Linked DNA regions of Mus musculus: regions 1, 2, 4 and 5 are each linked to region 3. A link is a loop called in an ENCODE intact Hi-C map of the cell type or tissue named here. Cell type or tissue: heart. All regions are shown on one strand.

Evidence for each region. A loop is a pair of places that touch in the nucleus more often than their neighbours do. Peaks named below come from ENCODE experiments on the same cell type or tissue, not always from the same donor. Only the 100,000 strongest peaks of a DNase experiment are listed, where the experiment ranks them.
Region 1: it touches region 3 in a loop (2.2-fold over the local background); 3 of 42 quality-filtered maps call a loop at or near these places.
Region 2: a loop joins it to region 3, with 4 times the contacts of the local background. A loop is called at or near these places in 5 of 42 quality-filtered maps.
Region 4: a loop joins it to region 3, with 6 times the contacts of the local background. A loop is called at or near these places in 3 of 42 quality-filtered maps.
Region 5: it touches region 3 in a loop (9-fold over the local background); 4 of 42 quality-filtered maps call a loop at or near these places.

What each region holds. Positions count from the first base shown.
Region 1 is chr3:37,583,904-37,588,903 of GRCm38, forward strand. The region is part of intron 2 of Gm36412 (a long non-coding RNA gene); the gene reads right to left. Among named protein-coding and RNA genes, the nearest start is that of Gm36412, 16 kb to the right of the region's middle. In heart, a CTCF peak has its summit at 2,794; a DNase peak (open chromatin) is centred at 2,378; H3K4me3 peaks cover 1,044 bases; H3K27ac peaks cover 1,333 bases.
Region 2 is chr3:37,469,584-37,474,583 of GRCm38, forward strand. All of the region lies in intron 14 of Spata5 (spermatogenesis associated 5), which reads left to right. Among named protein-coding and RNA genes, the nearest start is that of Spata5, 52 kb to the left of the region's middle. In heart, a CTCF peak has its summit at 3,071 (motif pointing right); no DNase peak of the experiment used is centred here.
Region 3 is chr3:37,755,856-37,760,855 of GRCm38, forward strand. All of the region lies in intron 1 of Gm42210 (a long non-coding RNA gene), which reads left to right. Among named protein-coding and RNA genes, the nearest start is that of Gm42210, 5.2 kb to the left of the region's middle. In heart, a CTCF peak has its summit at 2,439; DNase peaks (open chromatin) are centred at 2,436, 2,916 and 3,286; H3K4me3 peaks cover 1,211 bases; H3K27ac peaks cover 1,327 bases.
Region 4 is chr3:37,974,030-37,979,029 of GRCm38, forward strand. The region is part of intron 2 of Gm20755 (predicted gene, 20755); the gene reads left to right. Among named protein-coding and RNA genes, the nearest start is that of Gm22899, 19 kb to the right of the region's middle. In heart, a CTCF peak has its summit at 2,807; DNase peaks (open chromatin) are centred at 1,322, 1,662, 2,722 and 4,622; H3K27me3 peaks cover 263 bases.
Region 5 is chr3:37,933,507-37,938,506 of GRCm38, forward strand. Gm20755 (predicted gene, 20755) reads left to right here. Exons shown (of 4, transcript NR_040559.1): 2 at 1,850-1,938. Among named protein-coding and RNA genes, the nearest start is that of Gm20755, 37 kb to the left of the region's middle. In heart, no CTCF peak of the experiment used is centred here; DNase peaks (open chromatin) are centred at 1,505, 2,005, 4,315 and 4,665.

The DNA of each region.
Region 1 (5,000 bases), 170 kb before region 3:
ATTCACCACAGCAAATGAATTTGAGCTGTAGACAGCATCTCTCACACTGTGTGCATCCTCAAGCAGGTGTCTGCAGATATGATTCATGCCTTCTAACTATGTAGTGGAGAAAACAAAACCCAGTATAGGAACAGTACCCAAAACAAAAGGCTGTTTAAATGATTTCTTGGTGATAAAAGAAGCACTATGTAGATGTGAAACTACCATGTGAGGGTCAGAGGGTAACACAATTGGCTGGATTAAGTATCCCACTGAAAAAAGACAAGAACCTCAAATTAGCCCCAGGAAAACAAAGCAGAAGTTAATACACAAAAAACAATAGAAATGACTGAGCCAGCAGCAGTCTTTGGAAGATGACATGCCCTTCTGTGTGTTTCAGAATGCACTCCTTCCAGATATGTCTCTGTCCGTATCCCTAAGCTGGATATGTGGCATCACCTTCACATGGCCCGAGTGACTTGTCAGGTGCAGCTAAGGATCTTGAAACAGTCTGGACCTCTTAATAGAACTGCTATAATCCATAAGGCTCTGAAGAGGTGAAGAAGCACAGCTGGCTTTGTGCTTGAAGGAGGGACTTCAGTGCAAAAACAGTGCTCCGGACAAAGTGGGAAAGCTCTAGAACCTCCAGAATGACTTAACTAGCCACTAGTCAATCATAACTCCATTTAAACGACCCATTTCAGGTCCTGTGAGCTAACGGTACATTTGTGTCGCTTTAATCCACTGAGGTGGCAATACATAATAGCAGAACCAGGAAACAATACAAATTCCAGCTGGATCTTTTAAAGATGACAAGTAGACAAAATTAGAAGAAAAGGAACCACGGTAAAAGGAAAATGTAAAATAAGGAAGTTGTATAGGTCCAAGAAAGTATGTGGAAACAAAGCCATAAGCATGAAAGTGCAGCTCCAGCAGAAAGGCCTGCCTGTAACACCTGCTTCATCGGGTCCTGGAGAACTGGTGGGTGCAGTCAAGTTAACAAGGCTAGACTTAACAGTCAGCCAAAAATAAGGTCCATTATTAAGTCCATTAAGTCCAACAAAATAAGGTCACATTATGGTTCGTGTACAATTCATACCTTTCTTGCCAATGCTAACCAGAAGTCCATTCTGCAAATCTTACCTCAAGTACTTTCCCAGATTCCCTGGTGGAGCCCATAATGTCGATCAACTATAGACTGGCAGTGACACCATCAGCTCTCCACAGCCTGCTCCTCACATTCTCTGCTGTCACCCCTTCTCGCCCTCGTTCTGCCCCTGCTCTCACAAGCTCCTCCAGGTGGCAACTGAGTTCCAAGGGACCTTACCTCTAACTTCCCCAGGGAATGTGCAAAAGCCAGAAAACCTCACGGGCAAAGACAGAAACTTGCAAACAAAACAAAATCAAGTTGTCCAGCTTGGCTATACATTAGTGCTCGTTCATCTGTTCATATGCGTGTCTACAAGTCCCTGCCGCTCTGCCACAAGAACCAGTCTGGGTGTGACCGTCTGGACCCCCAAGCCCATTGTGCCCTCCACTATGAAGTTGAAGACAAACTACATTCAGTTGTGTCAACCGTTTTCATTGTAGAGGAGTTGTGCTTTTACTTTTTTAAAACTAGAAGTTACTAGTTTTGTATTTGTGCCTGTGTAGTGCAAGCGCCCTTGGGCCACAATGGGCATGTGGACCTTTCTGAAGGTTCTGTTGTCTCCTTTCTCTGAAGGTCCCCGTAATTGTCAGCCTTGACAGCAAAGGCTTTCACCAGCTGAGCCATCTTGATGGCTCTGTACTAAGTTTTTTCAACCAATGATTCTTGCCCCCACCCAAAGAGTTTTTCCTCTGTCATGAAAAAAAGTCACCAGCATCAGTACATCACATGATCAGGGTTCTAGAAACACATTTCCACCTTAGAAGAACCTACGCTGGTGAGAACAGGAGGCATCAACTGCTCTGGTAGGGCTAGGACTGGGAAGCAACAGTTTGCAGGATGTCCTTGCTGGAAGCTGGGGATATCAGAAGAGACTTGATGGTTCCTGCCTCTTTGTTGGTGTTAATGAGCATCTTGTCTGTCGTGGTTCCCAGACTGGGCTCTCCTCCCCTCTGGGTGAATGAATGGGAGGGCTGGCTGTACATCCCCTCTTCCCTTACTCCCCTGTGCATCCATGGAGAAGCTGGGGGACTGCACATTGTGCATCCTGCGTTCCAGCAGCCCAGCCTTCTTGGCTTGACAGTGTGCTGCACCCTCCTCTTCTGATTCATTTTACTCTGATTTCTTCCTTTCCTGTGGACTTAATCAGCCAGCCCGGCACTGAGGACGAATTCCATTCGGAAACACACTGGGGAAGAAGGCAAAAGAATTTTGGCAAAATCACAAAATGGGAATAATAATACAGAGATCGGAATGGAACACCCACCCATCTCACCCGGGTGCTGGGAGAATTAATTAACGTCTGTAAAGGCCTTTGAGTTCCTTGGGGGGACGTGCCACCAGACAGCTAGCGTTATTGTGGAGGGATTATGTGCACAAATACAATACCAGGAGCCAGGATATTACTAAAAATAAAGCAGACTTTTCTGTGAGGACCTCAAGGAAGGAAATGCCTCTCTGGAAAAGCTTAACTCTCCTTTAATTCCATCGCTTGGGCTGCCGGGGACAGAACAGCAAAGCCGAGATTCCACTGTGAGAAGAGGATTATGTTTTCTGAGCATTGTCAAGGTGCTGGGGAACAAAACAAAATCGCTGGTTTGCCAAAAGAAGGTTATAGTCTTTGGACAAGAGATTAAGAGACTGTTTGGCTAGTGCACTTCGTAGCCTGTCCGCAGGGGGAAAAGGCAACAGGAAAGCAAATGTTTGTTTGCATTTGAGGGAAAAGAGTTTTTTACAAAACGGGAAGAAAGGGAACTGCCTCAGATGAAAGCCGCCATCAGCAGCGGCGCCCTCAGTAAATCTCCCAGAATTCCCCATGTATTTTTTTCCATCTGCGTGTCTCTCAAGCAGACACTTCCAAATCCTAGATGGTTAAAACAAGGAAGAACCCTGCTTGTGTTTACAGAGGAAGACCACGTTAACTTTATACGGTGGAAAGAGCAAACAAGCAAACTTCTTTGGCTCATAAACAGGGAGGCTCTGTCAGAGGTTCCCGTGGTGTTGAAGAGCTCTGGCCTCTTTAGGTTAACAAAACTGCCTGCCCAACGGGGAAGAAATCCTGTCCTGTTCCTAGCCCCTCCTTTCAGCCCCTTCTCTTCTCCTTCCGCCCCCTTATTTTGTAACAAGGCCTCTGGGGCCTGAAGCAGATTAGCAAACAAATAAATCCTTTAATGTCCTGGAATACTTTCCCAGTATAAATGCGATTAATCTGCCAACCCAGCAAGTTCAGCACATCAAATACCCCAGCTGTAGAAAGCCATTTCTCCGGCCCCCTAATTTATGGCAGAAAGGTCATGTTATTTTGATGTTTGTATTGGTTAGACTTTCTTCCTCTGTTTTCTATCTTTGAAAGTGCACTTTATGCAACCTTAGAAAACATCAAAGCCTCTAACAACATCCAGTGACACACAGTAGGAACAGCCGTCCCCAAAGCCTTCTGGGCGTACAAACAAGCTGTGAGTGCTCACCCAGCGGAATCATGGGAATCTGCCCGGCCCTGACAGAATTCAATAGCTCTGTTGGTTTGTTTTATGGTTTTCTGGTTTTTTGAGGTAGGGTTTCTCTGTACCTTTGGCTGTCGTGGAACTCACTCTGTAGACTACACTGGCCTCGAACTCACAGAGATCCACCTGCCTCTGCCTCCTGAGTGCTGGGACTAAAGGCGTGCGCCACAACAGCCCGGCTTCCACTGGTTCGTTCTAAGAACTAGAAAGGACTGGGCTTGAGGTGAACAGAGAGGTAGGTCATGTGGTCTCTGACCCTAGAATTAGAATTAGAGAGAAGGCACATCACCCCGAGACTTGCCCATCACTACCTGCTGTTCCCACCAGTCACAAACCTCCCTGTGAGAAGCTAGGGTGAAAAGACTGTTTTGGGTTATTTCTATGAAACCTTTGTGTAAGCTCTGGTTCACATTGGCTCTTCCTTTTCTGCCGCTCACTTGACATTCTGTCCCCTGGTTAGGAAGCAGGTCCTCCCTGGAGGGCATCATCCTGAGTGAGGTAACCCAATCACAAAAGAACTCACATGATATGTACTCACTGATAAGTGGATATTAGCCCAGAAACTTAGTATACCCAAGATACAAGATACAATTTGTAAAACACATGAAACACAAGAAGAACGAAGACCAAAGTGTGGTCACTTCGCCCCTTCTTAGAATTGGGAACAAAACACCCATGGAAGGAGTTACAGAGACAAAGTTTGGGGCTGAGATGAAAGGATGGGCCATCTAGAGACTACCATACCCGGGGATCCATCCCATAATGAGCCTCCAAATGCTGACACCATTGCATACACCAGCAAGATTTAGCTGTCTCTTGTGAGGCTATGCCGGGGCCTGGCAAACACAGAAGTGGATGCTCACAGTCAGCTAATGGATGGATCACAGGGCCCCCAATAGAGGAGCTAGAGAAAGTACCCAAGGAGCTAAAGGGGTCTGCAACCCTATAGGTGGAACAACAATATGAACTAACCAGTACCCCCGGAGCTCGTGTCTCTAGCTGCATATGTAGCAGAAGATGGCCTGCCTAGTCAACCATCATTGGGAAGAGAGGAGGCCCTTTGGTCTTGCAAACTTTATATGCCTCAGTAGAGGGGAACGCCAGGGCCAAGAAGTGGGAGTGGGTGGGTAGGGGAGTGGTGGTGGGGGGGGGGGTGTGTGTGGGACTTTTGGGAAAGCATTTGAAATGTAAATGAAATAAATACCTAATTAAAAACAAACAAACAAGAAGCAAGCCCTCAGGTGGTGGTTGATAGAACTGGGAGGTCCTCAGTTGTGAGCCATAAGTATCCCTGTGGCATGAAGACTGGAGAGTTCCCTCTGTGACCACACAGGGTCTCCTCCAGGTCTCTGCAGTAAAGCAGTAAGAGC
Region 2 (5,000 bases), 290 kb before region 3:
ATCTACAAGGAGGGCACCTTCTTTCCAACTATACTAGCTGGTGTTCAGTTCTTCTTTAGGAAGATACCTGTACTGTTGTTGTATTGGGCTAGAAATTTTAACAATTCTTTAGTAACGTAAGTCAGCTCAGTTGTGCTTTGGTTGTATTTTTATATGTTGTGTGGTGTAATTCAGTGTAATCTAAATTATCTTCCTGTTCTTTCCCATACTACCTTCCTACAAGGTCATTATCACCTGAATAACAGTGTTACCTTCCATGACTGAGCAGTCTGTGATCAAGAATGAAATGTGTGACCTAAAGTTACACAGTGAATGAGTGACTTGATAGCAGGCTTACTCCGTGATTTGTTCTTTAAAAAGAAAATACAAGGGTAAGAGTGCTGGCTGTACAAGGGTAAGAGTGCTGGCTGTTCTTCATATCAGGGCTCAATTCCCTGCACCCACATGGCAGCTTACAATTTTCTGTAATTCCAATTCCCGGGGATCTGACACTCTTACACAGACATGAAACCAGGCAAAGCACAAATGTACATGAAATGAAATTAAATAAATGATTTAAAAAAAACAAACACAATAAGCCAGTTTTAAGATTGCCTTTTAGATGTCTGTTCTCATCATGCCCCCTTTACTTTGTGTGTTAAAGTGCATAAAAACAGGTTAGTGTATTTTATATAATTAGAAATGTGAACACAGTATAAAGCACTGAACAAGGTGAACAAGAGACTTTCTAGTCTATTTATTGGATTTTTAAGACAATTTCCCTCATTAATTCTATATTTGAGGAGTTAACGCTCCTTTTGATTCCTCTTTAATGAAATTTCTCCCCCTTTTTTAGACGTTGGCAAAGGCCTGATATTTTAGTGAGCATAATAACTTTATGAGGCTTACTTCTTCTGTAAAATGTCTTAAGTAATTACATGCTTAATGTTTGTATGTCTTTTAGCTATCCATATCTGTAATCCATAATGGTATTTTTGATAGTCACATTATATTACTTGATGACCTGAGTACAGTTTAGGGCAGAGGATAAAAGATGAGGTATGGGGAAGGCAAAGGAAGCATGTTGTGTGTGATGGCTATTTTCTTTTTCTATGACTTTATATTTGACAATTAAAATAGAGTAAGCACTTGTAACTTAGAAATAGTTGATATGTTTTCTTTGTGCTCCTGGGATATTTTAATAGAAGACCAAGTGCACTGAGCTAGGTATTAAGCTGAGTAGATCCTGGTATACCCCTGTATTTGGTACCTATGTTTGTGGAATGTGTTTGTATGCCACTGTACCTGGTTTTCATGTATCATGACAGCAATGAATAGTTACTATATAGACTGTACCGCTAAAGTTATATAGTCTCTGGCCCCTTAAGGAAAAAAATGCCCCTGAACCAAAGAAAGTGAAGTTCTGTGGACCATAACAAGTTAAACTTTGACTATTATTAGATCATTTACCAAATACCTGTTTAGTACCAGTATGTGCCATGCAGTAAATGAGACTATATAGAAGGGAGTCCAGGCATACTCTGCAAAAATGTTCAACATTTTGCCAGTTACGATACAGCTTGCAGAAAGCTGATACTTAGGAAAGATCTGGGGAATGCTCACATAGCAATACTCCCTAGGAAAAGAGCCCAACAGTTGCCTGGCATCATAAAGATGCTGCAACCTGTTTTCTCTCTCATGTTCTGCTGGTTTATATGCTTGCTTTTAAATTGTATTCAGATGTGTTTTCTTACACTATTTGTTACCATACAGGATATCTGACTCTACTGGCAAGGATTGTCATCTGTTTTGTTCATTGATATGTCTAGTACCTAAAACACATAGCACTAGTTAGTATGAAAGAGACCTGCCTTACATGTTCTTAGTCTATTTTTGTACTTGGAAAGCATCAGCCTTTCATATATCAGCTATAATTTTAATGAACTAAATTGTGTCAGTGTTTAAGTTCTGTTATATGCATTTCACTGAATTAGTGAAGGGGGTCCTGTTTTGGTTTGTTTTTGAGACAGGCCATTGCTCTGTAACTCAGGCTGGCTTAAAATTTACTGTCTTCCTCTTACAAATGTCTGTTACCACAAAAGATTTGAACTTCTTAAAATAGTTCATATTGTTTGTGTATCACATTTAAATCTTGTGTGTCTTTGGTGTTTTGTTTGGTTGTTTGGTTCGTTTTTTCCAGATAGGGTTTCTCTGTGTATCCCTGGCTGTCCTGGAACTCACTCTGTAGACCAGGCTGGCCTCGAAGTCAGAAATCCGCCTGCCGCTTCCTCCCAAGTGCTGGGATTAAATGTGTAGTTTAACAATATTTTTAAGAAACTTCACTTTTTAAAAAGTAATAATTTTTACTGTGCAGTAAGATACACATCCAATCTTAAAATACTTGGTAAATCAGAATTCATTAGAACTAACTTTAACTTTAATTAGTGAATATCTGAGCTATCCAAGAAATCTTTATGCAAGGGGCCACAATAAAGAAACTGTAGCCATCGTAGCTCACTGTTGGGAGAAGTATCCTTGCTTCCATTACCTTAGTAGTTGTGTCTGGCAGTCAGGGATCCTGCACATACTGAACTTGATTATTTCCTTCCTATTTACTTGAAGGCCATTTTTACTACTTTTTATCAGCTGTCACCCACACTTAGTACCCCTGACATTACCAAGTTTCTGTTCTGAGGTTTTGTTGCTCATGTTTTTCTTTCTTGGTCCATCTAGTCTCTGTTTTCTCCCTTGCTTCTCTGCAGGGTTGTTCAGTCAGTGATGTTCTACAGTTGTTCATCCTTTGCTGATTTATTTTTCTATATGTCTGAGAACTTGAAGTCAGAAGCCATCAAATCACTTTGAATAATTCTCAGATATCTGCTATTATGTGACTATTTGCCCACTGGATGAAGAGAAAGATAAAAACATTTAAATGCTATTACTACCACATAAATTTTGTTAGCATGAAATGTTTAATCCTTTTTTGTTTTCTTATGGGTTTTAATGAAACCAACAATTAGGAAGAATTCTTTTGAAAGATAGTCTCATGTTATCTTGGCTTTTTTGTAATTGTAGACATTTTGTATCAGCAGGGGGCAGTCAAGCCAAATTTCATTCTGCTAGTTTATGAAACATGAACTTTTTATTTCTGTAAGTTGTTCTATGTAATACATGAATTGCATTTTATCATGCATTTATAAGCAAAATTCAAAGCTCATTTTTGGTAAGTCTGTTGGAATTTAATAAATATGTTGTTATAAAAGGTAATCCCCTTTTTTCTCTTAAATTAAAAAAGGAAATTGGCACATAAAGCCCATTTGTTGGATTTTGATGTTTTGTTTGTTTGTTTTGGTTGGTGACCACTTTACATAGATAACTTTTGTAGCTTAGTTTTTCCTTTACTAAGCTTTCCTGCTAAAGTGATTATAAAATTTCTTTATTTTGTCCTGTGAATTTGGGGATAGTTTTTAGTGGCTGTAGCATAATGCTCTGTAAAATATAGCCAACTCTTTGGTAGTATTTGTTTCCTTCCAGATCCTGTCTTGGCAATTGTTGTCTACTAGTGTTACAGATAACTGACATCAGTGTTAGCCTAGTAACTTTTCTTAGGGAAAGACACCATTTATTCTAAACTGTTTTGAACATATGCTGGAGGCAGTATCACTATATCTCCTGTTTTGTGTCCATAATAAGATTCAGGAAAACTGCCTTTGTGTAAACACTCGAGTGGCTCCTAGACAAGTATAGTCCTGTCTGCTGGTGGGCAGGAAAGAGCGGTGTCCTGGAATGTTGCTGAGGAGGAAATCTCTTTTGTGTTCTACAAATGATATCTTTAAACTTCTTAAGAATATCATTTTGAAATGATAGCTCTGTGTTGTGTTTCCTTCTGTTTGCTAATTTTCCATGCACTTAGTTCAGAAATGCATTTAATATGGGGAAAAAACATTGTGCTTGAAAACACATCTTTCTAGTATTTTTCTGTTAATTGTTGGTAGAAATGTCAGCGTAAACACTGAAATTGTATTGGTAGTAATCACTCCTTCTTGTTCTCTTAGTGTAAAAATTTTTGATAAATCTCTGCAGACTTAAAGGATACAGCATCTACCAGCTCCCCTTGAGAACTTGCACTGAAGAAATAATGTGGGAAAATGGTTTTTAACACAGAGATTATACTTTTTTACAAGTTAGATGTGATGGGGCTTAATTTTGTTATGAAAATTAGTTGTGTAAGCTTAACCTTAAATGTCTAATTGATGGCTGTTTATGTGTTTAATTATGATAGCTAATAATTCACTTTAGAATTATATTGAAGTTTCTGTTTAATGACTGAAAAATGGTTATGGCTAGACTTTTTAAGCAGTTACCGAAAAGAAAAAAATCCAAACATCATAAACTTGAAGAATTATGTCCAGTTTCCTGTGTTCATGGTTTCTTTTCTTCTTCTTCTTTATGAACTCTCATTGTTAAAAACCTCATTATTTAGTAATGATTCTCTACTTCAACCCTTCCTCTAAAACCCAGCAAAATGTACCAGGCTTGGTAATGCATCAAAGTGCTGAGGCAGGAAGGGTCCTGTCTTGGAAGTAGAAAAACAGAAGTACAATAGAACAGAGTGTGAGCTGTAATAATGTCCAAATACAAGATTTTTAAATGCTTGGTAATAATTTTAGAAAATTATTATATAATTACTATGATTACATAATTTTATTGATGTATATCAGACCTTATACACTTTTATTTGCATTAAATACGTTGAATATTATTCTTCATATTTATTATGCCTATTCTTTTAAACCTATGAAAAAGAATCGTGAATGTTCGGCAGTGGTGGCGCACACCTTTAATCCCAGCTCTTGGGAGGCAGAGGCAGGTGGATTTCTGAGTTTGAGGCCATTCTGGTCTAAGGAGTGAGTTCCCGGACAATAGCCAGGGCTACACAGAGAAACATTGTCTCTAACAAACAAACAAACAAACAAACACCCCCTCTCCCAGGATTTCAGGATTCAAAAGAATCCTGAATG
Region 3 (5,000 bases):
CAGGAGCATGCTCATGCACTGTGCTTACCTTGGCCCACTTTCTCCCAACATGTATTGCTCATTTCATAGGCCATTGATTGAGCCACCTTCTATACCACTAGCTCATGATCTAACACAGGTCCTGCCTTCTCTTCCTGGGAGCTACCTTCTGTTTCACTAGAAGTCAGCCTAAAACTTCCAGAGATTATCGTGTTCCATGGTGAATACCATGGGAAATTACCCAACTCTATTTTAGTAACTCAAGGCCAAGACACCCCAGCTAACTTACCTTAGCTTTGTTAAACTGTCTGCTTGTACCAAATTCTTCTCCAGCTAACTGCTTATCTTAGCTTCTGTTAAACTGCTTGCTTTTGTCACACCTCCCATACCCCTCCTCAGCTGCCTAGTGAGATACTAGCATGCAGTTTTTTGCCTTTAAAAACGTCTTATCCCAAACACTTGGTGCTACATGTGGGTCTCAAATACCTGAGTGTAGTCCCAGCAAGCTGGAATAAAGACATTTGATTGGCTATAAACTGTCTGAGTGGTCATCTCTGGTGGGTTTTTAGTCTCATTAGTAAAATAATTCAAGAATGGACTCAAATGAAAACTTGAAGGATAATCTATTACAGAGTTTTTAAAACCTCAGGGTGGGCAAGCTGTAAATCTTGCATCTAATAGGAAGAGAATGGAGAAAAGAAGGACAAAACTCTTGCTGTTTGCTGTTTGGTTTCAGACCCTGGGATAAGGCACTCAGGTGCATATTTAACATATCAAAGCAGTCCTGGCCTCCAGGTTCTCCCAAAATCATTTAGTCTCTACTTGGCTTACCTTGTCCCTAACCCTGAACTTTTCCAGCCCAGGGGCTAGGCTGCCCTCCCCCCAAAGGCTCTTCAGTATATAATGCAGACATTTTGGTGTCCCAGCTCTCTCTCCTCTCTTTTACTCTCTGCATGTACACTTTCTTTCTCTTCCCCATCTCCTCTCTCTCCCTTCCTATGGCAACTTCCCTGGGGCCACAGAGTGTTCAATACAATCTAATGTGGCTTGAATTGGCTCATTTTACCAGCAGAGAATGTCATTTATGTTAAGAGAGCATGGTAGCTTGCAGCTATGTCGTGGGGAGGAACTTTAAAGAAAAAGTAAGGATGTCCAAAGAGCCAGAAAAAGCACCGTTAGGTTCTGGAGAACATTTTAAAAAATGACAGAAAAAAGAAAAAGGAAAAGATATGGCTCTCAGAGTCAGAAAGGTGGGCAGACCCATGGAGGTTTGTAAAGACTGCACTAGGGAACTCTGGGAAGGAAAACATATTATCTCATTAAAGGCTGATTATTCCACTCATCTAGCATGGCTTAAGGTGAGCCGACCTTCCTAGGGGTCCCTTAGCCAGGTCATTGGAGTAAAAACTGGTCTCCCTGTAACACCCAGTCATTGCTGCTGTGTCATTTACCCCGCCCTCCCAACTCTCCCCCACCACCCCCACCCGCCCCAGGAGGTGATCCTTCAATCATTCAGGAGATGGGGTGAAACTGGGGAATCGATAGAATCCTTTTTGTTTTTTCCATGAAAGCCTAGAGTCCTAAGTTGTAAGTCTGTCCACCAGAAAGTTCTCAGTGTCTGGCAGAAGTTCTGCTCTGCTCTCCACCTAGAGGACGAAGAGGAGGAGAATTAGGAAGAGGAGGAGGAGGGGGGGGGGAGGAGGAGGAGGAGGAGGAGGAGGAGGAGGAGGAGGAGGAGGAGGAGGAGGAGGAGGAGGAGGAGGAGGAGGAGGAAAACCAGACCCCCTCCACCATTCTGGCCAGAGAAACAAAGACGTGGTGGGAACTGCTGCTTTGGGGTCCCTGCCCCTCCTGCCAGTCCAGTTTCTTTCTCCTGTTCTCTTCTTATGTGCTTCCATTGTGATAATATGCTTATAATGTAGAGTCATCTGGCATTTATAGGGTCCAGGATGTGTTCTGGACACTCTACTACAGCATCCAGGTGTCGTCACTGTATCTCTTTATGGAGGAGACAAATGGCTTGAGACACACACTCTTGTCAGTGGCTTGAGGAAGCCCTTGTTGTTGCAATTTTCTGGACAGAAAAAAAGGGTCATTTTAAAGTCTCTTTTTCCTCCCCTGGGCTGGGAGTATACAAGCGGGAATCAGATTTTATTTTTAACCGAATAATAAAAAATATGCTCTCTAATTTTAAAATGGTTTTCTTTGGGAGGGAGATGGTTTGAGGTTGTATTTGTGAGGTATTTCTCCGAAGGGTCTGAAGGACTACTCTGGTTAATTCTGGATGTTTCCTCTTCCCATCTTTCTGTCTTCGGATCTCAGGACAGCCCCCATTAGCCTGTGTCTCTGGAAGGACTGAGTGGGGGGCAGGGTGTTGGGTCTCTGGGAAACTCATTTGCATACCTCTTGTTACAGAGGCGACCACATCCTGGTTAAGACAATGTACTGTCTGATAAACAGACCAAATCTCCGGCGGCGGCGCTGCTGGGCCTGCGCCAGTGTGTGGCCGCCTTTGATACAGGTGCTGTTTATTCTGCCTGGAAGTCCAAGGACGGGACAAACTGTTACAGGGCCTAGGGTCACAGCTTGTGCCCCAGTGAACCAGGTTTGGCAACCCGTCCTTAATACACCAACTGGAAAAGCCAAATTAATAACGAAAGCCAGAAAAAGGAGATTTATTCAACGTAGCTACACAGGGAAGAAGGACAGAAAGATCCAGTGCCACAGTTTCCTCAAATCCATCTTTGGAGTCCGTCCCGACAGGAGGATATGTTTTAAATAGAAAGCAAGAGACCCACAAATCTAAGTAGTCGGACCAAGGTGTGGTTGTCATTGTCTCTGCTCCAAGTCTCTCCTCTTTCTTAGGGAGACAAGCTTCCCTTGGCTGTCCATAGCTTCAGTATCCCCACCCCCGCAGGAGGAGACTCCTGGGACGCTGGGGCGACTCCTCTGGGTCCAATGGAAGGGACACAGGCAGGTGGTCACACAATCAGCCTCCTCCCTTCTCTGGCAGAGATTTCTTGTGCCAAAAAACGTTTCTTAATGTTGTGTTTACGGGGAAGCATTGGAATTCCCCACACATGCTGCCTGGGCTTGGTGAAGAAGTGATAAACAGAAAGGTTTGTCTTCTCTAGCTATAAATATCTTGGGGTTCAGGGAAATCAGGAAAGCACAGTGCAAGGGAGAAATACTAGTCAAGGTTTGCCAAGCTTTTGTTGATAAATATTTATTTTCACATCTGCTTTCTGCATGTCCTCGCTCCTCCTCTCTCCCTGTCCTACACACACACAGATAAGAGGAAAGGAAGTTTAAACAATTAGCTTCGGGCTGTAAGACTTGCTGCAGCTTCAGAGTCATCTGGATAAAGCAGACTGGAGAGATGACTCAGCCATGAAGAGAACCTCTTGCAGAGGACCAGGGTTCGGTTCCCAGCACCAACATGGTCTCTAACTCCATTTTCAGAGGATCCAATGCCTTCTTCTGACCTGTGAGGGAACGAGGCATACATCAGCTGCAGATAGATGCAGGGCAAACCCCAGGCCCATAAAAGAAAAATATGTTGTACTAAGGATCTGGGTAATCTCTTCTCCCTACTCTGAGATGCCATGCGTTTGTGGCAGTTAAGGTAAGAGATCCCTCAATTTCCTGTCCTGTTCAAAAGACATTCAAATCTAAATGTGATCAAAAATGTTACCAGTGCCTGTCACCACTGAAAGAAAGGGTTTCGGTGACTCACAGATTATTTTATCTTGTTCAGGCAATATTTTTCACAAACCTGCATTTCCTCCAGGGAACAGAGGTGCAGTTTCTTCCTGTCTGCACTTACAGTGACCCAGGGAACAGTCCAATCACCTGAGTCCGATTGTGCGGGAGCAGGGGGACCGCTGGGGCTGTCAGAACCTGCTGCCACTGAAGCTGCTGTGGAGGGCACCAATTCACATTCTAAAGGGCCACTGAGGACCTCTGAAAAGTCTCCTGACCTGTGGCTGCTGAGGATCAGTGATGGGACAGAAATGGAGCACTCTGGGACTTAGCTGCTAAGCTGTGGGAATGAGGGGATGTAAGGGTGAAGAGAGTTTAGCTATTGTCAGACTAAACTCTTCACCCCAAGGTGGTCCTAGTTGGCATTATGGGGGCATGTGACTTGTGAGCAGATCTGAGAATATTGACGAGCATTCAATTGGATATGAGATGTGGGGACACATTATATGAAAACCCCTTGCTTTCTCACCTAGGTCTTGCTTTGAGGAGGCTCTCAAGGGTCTCTTTCCTTCAGTGGGAGAGCCCTTCACATTTGGTGACAGCGTTGTATAAATAAAAGGAAAGGAAATCCATCAAATTATCTAAAAAAGGCTGACATCATTTGACAGACAGCAGCCTCTCTGTCAGAAAAGCAAATCCTGCATGTGTACCATGTATTGACTATCTGCGGAAGCTGGGGTCTGCAGCAGGACCATATACATTATCTGTCTCATGATACGAATCAAGTGGTGATGTTCTCCATCTACTCCAGAGACAGCTAGCAGACTGTCTTAGTTACTTTTCTGTTGCTGTAATGTGACCAAACACCATGACCAAGAAAACTTACAGACAGAAGAGTTCACTTGGGGCTCACAGTTCCAGAAGGTCAGAGTCCATTATCATTGTGGCAGGGAACATGGCGGCAGGCAGGCATGGTATAGGAGCAGCAGCCGAGAGCTTATAGTAGGTCCACAAATAGGAAGTAGAAAGAGTACACTGGGAATAATGGGAAGCAAGGCCACACCTCCTAATCCTTCCCAAACAGCCACCAGCTAGGAACCAACTTTCAAATGAAGAGACTCACCTGAAATACTGCACAATGATGGTTATCTGAACTCCATCCCTTACTACCTCATTGGAGGTTGTAGGTCTGCTTTAATCCAGTATCCTGGTGTGCTCTTTACGGTATTCTATTTCAAAGGTCTCTGAGAATGAAGAGCTGGGCGTTTTATCACCATCTAATATGCAGTGCTACGCCGCACTCCCCCACCCTACTCCCC
Region 4 (5,000 bases), 220 kb after region 3:
ATTTAATATACTTGTTAATACATAGCAACGTTGTCCCTGCGACATCTCTGTGTGTACACCTATTGTGTCCTGATGCTGTTCAGCTTCCTCTTGCCCTCTCTCCTTGTTTCTCGCCGTGGTTCTCCCTGCTTGCTTTAGTAATCCTCTTGACTCCTTCTAGGTCTTAAAAATAACCCTAGAATCTCTGTGTGACTTACTTTATATAACACAATGACCTCCCAGCCACCAACGTCCCTGTAAATGACACAAGATTATTATTCTTTATGCTTGAATGCATACATTTACATACATATCCAATATATATTCCATAGTTTCTTTGTCTGTCCCAATGTCACGTTGGGTGCTTCTGTACTTTGGCTGCTGTGAATAACTCCCCAGTAAGTGGATCTCATGCATACTCACAAATCCCTTCCAGGGAGTCCCTCAGTGGTACACCTGGATTGGACTGTGGCCCTGCTGATTCTTGCTGAGGACAGCTGTCCTGACTCTGGGAGGTGGGATCTCACATGGTTTGGAACTCCATCTTCCTAATGACTGAAGACCATTTTGTTTGCAGGTATTTATTGGCTGTTTATCTGTAGTTTAAGGAGTATCTCTTCACACTTTATGACTATTACATTCATTATTAGATTTCTATTATTTCGCTATTTATTTTTAAGTTTTATTTAACGACTAAGATTTTTCTCCCATTCTATAGACTGTCTGCACTTGGTAGAAGTGTTAAAGTTTGTTATAATCATGTCACTGATTCTTGCTGTTGAGTTCTCAGCCACGAAGAAGTTGCCTTTGCTCATATCTCGACATTATTCTCTGCTTCTTCCAGATGTGACCACAATGCAGGTGTTTGATGGGAATCGGGTCTCAATGTTAAATTCGATCAATGGAGGACATGAGTTTTGGTCCTGGTTTTAAACAGACGATGTGCATGCATAAGATCGAAATTATTGCCCCCGTCAGAAGTGGGCCTTTGCTTCCTGAGGCAGATGACTTGTAAACCACAGTTTCACACTTTATAACATGCACAGGTTTGAGTCTGCCGCCTGTGATTATCCATTCCCCCGGGCTTTTGTGCTTGACTGTTTAATGCAATAACTTAGAAGGCATTGTCCCCACCCCCCCCACCATCTTAGGATGTAATTAATGAATAATTAACTGCTGCTAGACTCCAGAGATCCCATACCGACCCTCATAACTGTGTTTGCATCTCATGCGTGTGCCTTATCATAGTTGTCTGGCTTCTTGCTTCTCATTTCCTTGTGATAAGATTCTGGGCACATTGAGTCTCCGGAAGTAAGCTCGCAGGGCTGCCCCGCGAGTTTATTTGAGGAAGGAAATAATCAATTTAGAGCTATTAGGGCTGGAGCCCTTATCCAGCTCATTTCCTTGTCTAATGCTTCGCAAGCTGATATTACATGTTTAGACTTCAAAGCCTCAGCCCCGGGCTGTGAGGGCTTTCATTAACTCGCAGTTTCTCTGGAGCAGTGAGTGTTTGTCATTAACATGACTATAACCCACAGACTTGCAAACAGGGGCCATAAAAGTTGTCGGAAAAACTTGTGCCACTCAGCCCAGGGCTTTAGCTTAGGCCTCTATTCATTCTGTGTTGCTGGTGAAGTGCAAGGGCGGGTGGGGCCAGGCTCACATTCAGAGGTGTGTGTGTGTGAACATGGTGGCCAGAAGTCAACCTCTGCTATCTTGTCTGAGCAACAGTTCACCTAGTCTGGGGACAGGGTCTCTCACTGGGACTTGTCTAGCTGGCTAGACTGGCTGGCCAGTGAACCCAGGGGTTCTCCTGTCTCAGTCTTTGGGCTGCTGTTAGGATTGCACGTGCTTACCACCAGGCCAGGTATGTGTGTATGTGTGTGTGTGTGTGTGTATGTATGTATGTATGTATGTATGTATGTATGTATGTATGTATGTGGGTTCTGGGGCTCAGGCTTAGGTCCTCAGGCCTGGGTGGCAGACTCTTTACTAGCTCTCCCCAGCTTGATCCTCACAGTTTTTTATTTGCTTCGTTCCTTTCCCCTATAAGGTTCAGTGTCTTAAAAAATAAGAGTTTTGTCCTATCAGCAGAAGAGTGAAAACTGTAGATGGGTATCTAGTCCACATCCAGGTGGGGAATTTTTGCCCTCCCAGTCCCATCCCCCTTCCTGGTATTATACAATCTAATCCAGACACAGGCAGCAGTTAATGTACCATCAATAGGAAAGGAAAACAATCAAACAAAAAGAAGGGGAAGGAGAAGAAGAGAGAAGAGAGAAGAGAGAAGAGAGAAGAGAGAAGAGAGAAGAGAGAAGAAGGAGGAGGAGGAGGAGGAGGAGAAGGAGGAGGTGGAGGAGGAGGAGGAAGAGGAGGAGGAGGGAACAATTCAGGAATACTAGAAGGAAAAAGGGTGTTATCCTGAAGGCAAGAAGCTGACCATAAAAATCAATAATTATAAATCTGAGATTGTGACTATCTGCTAAATCAAGTTAGCTTGGTGCTCACTATGTGGTCGTCTTCTGGCTGTACACAGGACACTGCTTTCCTTCACTATGGATCTGAATAGGCTCCTGGGAAAGGCTAGTGCGCTCTGCCAGTTCTTAAGAGAGAGGTCCAGTTGGACAGAAGTAAGGAGACAGTTAAATGGGATCAGTACTTGTCTCGTGGAACATTGCTTCTCTTCCAGCTCCTGCGATAGCAATCGATGGAGGCACTTGGACCACCGTGGGAGGGCTTCCGGTCACACAGAGGAGCGGGTTCCAGAAGGGGCTGGGCTGCCAAGGATCTGCAGCTGCTGTTGGAGCCTCCCCTGGTCCGGAGTGGGAAAAGCAGAACAACCCCTGGGGAAACACGATAAAAACACGGAAATTGTAGGAAAATCACTAGCAGTTGTCTGGCTCTTTTTCTGTGTCAACGGGCTTTTGTTTAATGTTTTAGGTATCTGAACGCCACCGCGGAGGCTTTTGTTTGGTTTCCCTCTAATTAAAAATAGCCAGCTCAGCAGTGTATGGTTGTAACAGTAAAGATGAGAAAAGAAAATTCTAAGCTAACATAAACTCTCCTATCCTGTTCATAGTTCCTGGAAGAGATACCTCATCAGTTTAAAAAAATGTTTTTTGTTTTGTTTTTTTTTTGTTTTTTTTTTTGGGGGGGGGTGATGGTGGCGGTGCTTGTACTTACTGATCAAACACATTTACAATTAATATTTGTTTAGAATTTGTTTAGAGTCCCATTAAATGATTTTTTTTGGACGGGGATAATATTATCTTACGTTAAAAGAAAAAATAAGTGCCAAGCCCTCCACAAAAATCTATGAAAGAATTTAAAGACAGAACAAAGTTTTGTATTTTTAAAACATTGTTCTTTTTGTATTCCCACACATTCCTTTGGGAAAATGAAAGGATTGTTCTGACACATATCATAAAAGCTGGTTTTCTACACGATGGGATTGACTTGCTGTGAGAGTTGTCTTGTGATAATTTTAAACGGGAGTGTAAGAACAAACCTGGTTTTCTCAAGTGTTCTAGTAGTATTTTGAAAATTCCTTATGCCCAAATACAATGTAATATTTGATTTGGCTCAGATATACATTCACTCTATTCAGGTTGAATAGTCATTTGACTTACTAATCCCATGGTTCACCATGTCCTAGGAACCGGCCCCCTGCAGCCAAGGGAAGTAAATGCAGGTGCTGATCTCGCAGACTTTCTGGGTCTTGGTCTCAAGTATGTTTTAATCTCCTGGGTCTGGTGGGGAAATGGTGGCCTCAGAGAACAGACTGGCCTGGGCCAGAGACAAGCAAAGGAGTGCTTTTGGATCACACAGTGTGCAGGCACCATTTGGAATGTGTCCCCATCCTTTCCAAGTCTCCGACGGCCTCTGGCGCTTCCTTTGGACCTTAGTACCCCCCAGTGCTCTTTCTGTGTGTCTGTATTTTAGGAGGTGCTGGTACTACTTCAGGTTTTCTTTCTAACCCCCCCCTTCTTATGTTATTGTTTCTTTTTGAGCTAGGCAAATGACTAAATCAGAAAATGACAGACTCATCCTTGTATACTTATTTGTTACTTCTAAGTGTGGGGTTGGACAGGAGCAAAGATGGAGAGTTTGCACACACACACACACACACACACACACACACACCATGGCATGCATATTTTCTAATCTTGTATCTACCATAGCATTGTAGAAATTGGCATTTTTATAGGTGAAAGTGGTCAAATCGTTACAGTTTTAACAGGGATAATAGTTATAACACACCTGCATTTATAAGAAACACTAAGAAAATTGCTATTGTTTTTTATTATTTAAAAAAAGCTCTGAAATATAAATGTCTATTTAAAAATGTACTTAGAATCCTTCCCATCCCAGCTTCCTGAGAAAACCACACCAAATGTAATTAACGTAGCTTCAGATGTGCAATCCCCCGACGTACCATTTCACAACTGCATATGGTTTTTCTAAAAAACGTCAATTGCTTTCAGTTGTTGCTCTAAATGGATGGAAATTTGTAACATCACTTGCTGACTTTAGTCAAGTTTTAGTACCGGGATTATTCCAGCAAAAGCTGCCTGAGTTTTCACAGTGAGACACAGCGTTCCTTCGGCTGGCAGCCCGGTGTGGGCGGGGCCACCTCTTATCCAAGTTTCTCCCCTGTGGTTTTGATGATTCATCTGCCTCTTCCTGTCTCTAGATGGGGACCACATTTTGCCAAGAGTCCTGTTACACCCTCTCTTGTTAGTAGAGAATTGCTCCAAGCAATGTTCTCTTTCCTGTTAACACCTGCACCAAGCTGTTGAGGAAAGAGTTTTCAAAGCAATCCTTTAAAAAAAGATTCTTGTCTCTGTAAACGGAGGGAACATTTCTTCCAAATGTGAAAGTAATTGTTTATAGGGCCAAAATTACTCAGAGTTCCATCTAAATATTTAGTGTTAGTAGCATTCATAAGGTCAGTTGCTATAGTGAGGCATCTTCATGTGTACACCACATCAAAACCCACACTGTGGCCCAATACACTGTCT
Region 5 (5,000 bases), 180 kb after region 3:
TGTAGTAAGTATGTTGTCTTATGAAACTTTTATTATGTTGAGAAACATTACTTTTATTCCTAGTTTCTTCTGGGATTTTATCATGAGGGGATTTTTTTTTCTGTACCTACTGAGAAGATCATGCAATTTCTGTCTTTGAGTCTACTAAGTATTCTTTTGGACATCTTGAGTTGTCCTTGTATTCCTGGAATGAAGCTTACTTGGTATCAGTGAATAATCTTTTAGATATGTAGATGAATTCACTTTGAAAGTATTTGAGAGTTTCTGCATCTATGACTAAGAGGGAGATTTCTCCTGTGATTCTCCTCTCCTTCCCACCACGCTTCCCTCCTTCCCCCTCCTTCCTCTTTTTCTTTCCTTTCTTCAATCTCTAGCCCCAACCCACCATTTTATCCCTATCTAGTTTTGGTCCCAAGGTAAAGTTACCTTCATAAAATGAGTTTGGTAATGTTCTTTCTGTTTCTAGTTTAAGCAGTAGCTTGAGAAACAGTGGTGAATCCATCTGGGCCTGATGTGTGTGTGTGTGTGTGTGTGTGTGTGTGTGTGTGTGTGTGTGTGTGTGTGTATAAACTTGGGAGACCTTTTCTTATTGCTTCAGTTTCGCTTGCTACTTAACTGTTCAGGTTACTTATAGTCCCTTGGTTTTACTGTAGTAGGTCATATGTGTCTAAGAGTTTTTCCATTTCTTCTGGATTTTTCCAATTGATCAGAAAGTACATGTGATGTCTAATCAATGTTCACTTGACTGGATCTGGAACCAGCTAAGAGACAGTCCTCTGTGTGGGTCTCTGAGGGAATTTCCTGGAAGGGGTAACCGAGATGAGAGGAGGTTTCCTCTGAGTGGAGCCTTTAGGTGCCTGTCTACCTTCTTTCCATGCTGAGAGCTCCTGCCCTGGCTCTGTCATAGCTGCCACTATCCTTTGCTGGCGTCAGAACCAGCTTCTTTGGTCTCTAACATGGACTAAAGAGCCATGGCTTCCCAGGAACCCTTCATGCAGTCAGTGCCAGATTGATACTCCTGGGGCATCCAGCCTTGTGGAGAGAGCATACTGTGTGAGCCAATCTAATATATCCCTTTTGTAATATCTACACATTCCATTAGGCTCCTTCTTTAGGGAAACTTGACTAATGTGATATGTTTTTAAAATATGTCACATTGACCCTCTGAGATTCCATCAATGTCTACTACAATCTCTCTTTTCCTTTCTAATTTTAATATTTTGCATCATCTCTCTCTTTTAGTTGGTTTAGATCTTCTGATTATCCACCCATCCATCACCATCCTAGAGACAAGACATGTCACTGTCATTATGGAAGGAACTGCACCTGGCCTTTTCTAGAATGTTTGGTGTAATTTTGAATAGCAGACACAGACTTAGAATAGACGTTCAGATGCCAGAAACCCTGACAGACAGAACACCACACTACAGGTTGCTCTCTCTGACTTGCACGTTGTGTAACTTCCTCCCTTCGGCAACACATTGATTCTCTGGCTGTAAATACTGCCTTCGACACAAGGTTAAAGCCGTGTGCTTGCAGCTTGGAGAGAGCAGAGGAGATAATGTCAACTTTAATTCCTGTGTTTTTCCAAACACAAAGATTAGGCCAAAGGTCACAAGTGGAAATGAAATAAAAATGGAAAACAGATGTTAGGAAGCCCACTGGTAATGGAAACACAAGAGGCAATGAAAGTTACTGAAAGGAAAACACAGCTAAAAACATGCACACAACCCAGAGAGCAGGGTCTCAGGGAGGTTTTGTTTTCATAACGATGTGTTTTAAAAAGCCCGACTTTTTAATATTTCCTACAGTGATTTAATTTCTTATACTTTTTTCCTTCCCTATCTAGAGGCAGAATTCAGCAGATGGCAGAAACCACCCTCTCCAATACCCTGAATAGTCAATGTACCCCAAGTATGCACACTGTCACAACCGGAGGTCAGTTGAAAGGGGACGTTTGTCTTCCAATTGGCAGGTTGCCACTTTCAAAGGTGCATCCATTCTTAAGCCAGCTTCCTGTTCAGCTCTGGGCCTGAGACCTGGGCGTCATCAGGGACAAGTCTGTTCTGGGAGAACAGCTGCTGGGGTGGAATTTCATTTAGATTACAATGCACGTCACAATTGTAGTTCTCTCTCTCTCTCTCTCTCTCTCTCTCTCTCTCTCTCTCTCTCTCTCTCTCTCTCTCTCTCTCCCTCTCTCTCTCTCTCTCTCTGTATTTAAAAGGAAGCTCTGTATTTTGGTGTGTGCTGACTTTTATAGTTGATCTCCAGCCAATAAAAAGAGGAAGATGTTAGAAAGTCAGTGGAAATACCTAACTCTATGTATGATATTTTGGAATGCTATAAACAAATACGCATCGGACATCTAGAAAGTACCCTGAGGCTTTTGCCTGTGTTATCTTTTAAAAAGTCAGACGAGTCATAAAACAAAAACAAAACCACATTGTAACATGGCTGAGAAAGTTCTAGCATTTAAAGTAAAACCAGAAAAGAAAGACAATTAAACACACACATCCCCCAGCTTGTCCTCCTACCCACAGGCTCCTAGGGAGCCTTCCTGGGGCTGCTGTGCGTCTTTCTGGCTAATATCGACCAACTGACTGAGGACGGCAAAGGGGAACTGGCACACCTTGGCGGCAGGTATGTAATTAAGAGGAGGTAATTAAGGATCATTGCTGGGTGCGCTGACAGCGGGCATGTAATTACGAAGGAAGAAGAATCAGAACAGGAGCCAGGACGTGAATGCCAAAGTATGCTCAGAAACCTGGACCCTAAAATCACTTCCTCTGTGGGAGGCAGGTCATTTCAGTCCTGTGCTTTAAGAGCTGTGCTGGCATGGACCAAGGATGAGCCCAGAAACGTTTGTGTCCGGCCTCGGCAGCCTTAGCAAATCATCTCGTCTTTTCATTGCTCATCCCTCCCTCCCAGACACGGTCCAAGACATTCCATTTTTATGTGCGTTTGTATTTTCTCAGGAACAGACACATTAACAGGATGGGTTTAACCATAGTTCAGTTTATTTACGATCCTCTGGTTAAATGTTAATAGCCTCAAGTCAAGGATCTAACGCAAGAATTTGGAGCCGGGGATTTTGCAGGCTGTATTTAGTGACCACTCAACAGCATTAATATCCAGCTGTTTATTTTATTTTGTTTTATTTCAAATCACACATGTGGAGGGGGTTGGGAGGTACATGCCCATGAGTGTAGGTGCCCAGTGGAGCCCAGAAGCTCATGTCAGTTTCCCTGAAGCTGGAATTACAGGTGGCTGTGAGATGCTTGACATGAGTCATGGCAACTGAAATCAGGTCCCCTTCGAGATCCGGAAGGATTCTTAACCACTGAGCCATCTCTCTAGCCTCTCTCCGGGTTATTGAATACTAGGCACCATTCTAAGGACTGCTGATGAGCTAATAATCCCTTTAATCCTTATGAGACCGATGCCTGGCAGTTTCTGTCAGTAGCATCCCCCTTCTTAAAGCGAACTTCTAGGCAGGGTAACATCACAGAATTTGCCCAAGGTCACATGTCTGATGAGTGGCTGAGTAGGGACTGACTCCTAAGTGTACTCTCCTGGCCACCATACTGTTTCTTTATCTTTTCACAGTTTCCATGAAAGTCCTTTTTTGACTATTTCCTACTGGGGGTCAAACTTGTTAGATTAGATTATTAGACTATTATTGCATGTCTATATGAGGGATGGAATTCCCCCCACCCCCAACTTCCTAAGTCATCTTAATGCACTGGATAAAGAGCTTGAGCTGCCACACACGCCATCTATTGTATGTTTGTGTGTGTGTGTGTGTGTGTGTGTGTGTGTGTGTGTGTGCTTGTGTGTTCCTTGTCAAGTCTTTCTGCTGGAGTATGGATAACCTATTGTCTCAAGTCATAGCCAAGCTCTGATGAGGTAGAATTCAAACTCTAATGTAAAAGTCAAGCGCTGATCGAAGATGCCTAACAAAGTTAGCATCTGCATCCTAGGAGTTAATGCATTCCGAGGGGGGAGGGGATGGGAAGCTCAGGGAGACTGGGAAACTCAGCTAAGGAGAAGCCAAGAGTCAGCACAGCATGAAGCAAAAACAAGCAAACAAACGAAGCGACACACCCCTGCATCCTCTCCACAGAGCCTGCAAAGCCAGAAGTTCACCGCACATTGGTCTTGCCTCAGACACCAGTAATCTTTATTAAGACATAACAACATTATTCCTCAATTGTCTTCTTCCGGTTGGCCAGCTGTGGCCACTGAAGGCAGATTAACCAGAACCTGATGGGTTTGAGCCCCTGTTCAACATTGCTGGCTAAATACCATAATTATACAGGGTGCTGAGGTGACGTTCATCTTATACTTAGACATGGTTCCAGATAAGTTCACCCGTCAGTCCTCAGTCCAAACTTTTAGCCTATAAGTTGTAGTGTGGGGTGGGGAGGAGGTGGGTGAGTGGAGGACTGGGGTACAGGAGAGGAGACAAGCCAACATAACAAAACAAAGAGCCCCAGGGGAAGTTAACATTTCAGAAGACAGGCAGCAGCTCCCAGGAATAGACTTTCAGAACTGTGGGGACCAGCCTTTCCCAGGTAGAGCAATTTCCATCCTCCAAAGCCAGAGCATCCTGCCCTCTGGCATGCAAGAAGTTTTCTGTTTGCCCATTCTGTCCATGAACTCCTGATAGGATGAATTTTTCATCAAGTTGGAAAAACGATTTCTGTCCTATTTTTCCCTTTTAGAGGAAATAGATTCCCTTAATGTGAGTGTAGGCTCATTTCCCCTGTGAATTCCGACTGGGAGCACATTCCTGGATGGCAGTCTACCAAACAGAAACAGGCTTCTGGAGAATGGCCTAGTATTCTAAAAATTTTAATGACCTAGAAGCAGAAATAGTTTTGGTCCTTAAGTTCTAGATATAAATGCTTAACTTCGGATTTCAAGGGCCAAGACTTCTAAGATAGGATAGCTGGAAACCAGCCAAAAATGAGTGACGCAGACAGTGTTTGTTAATGATT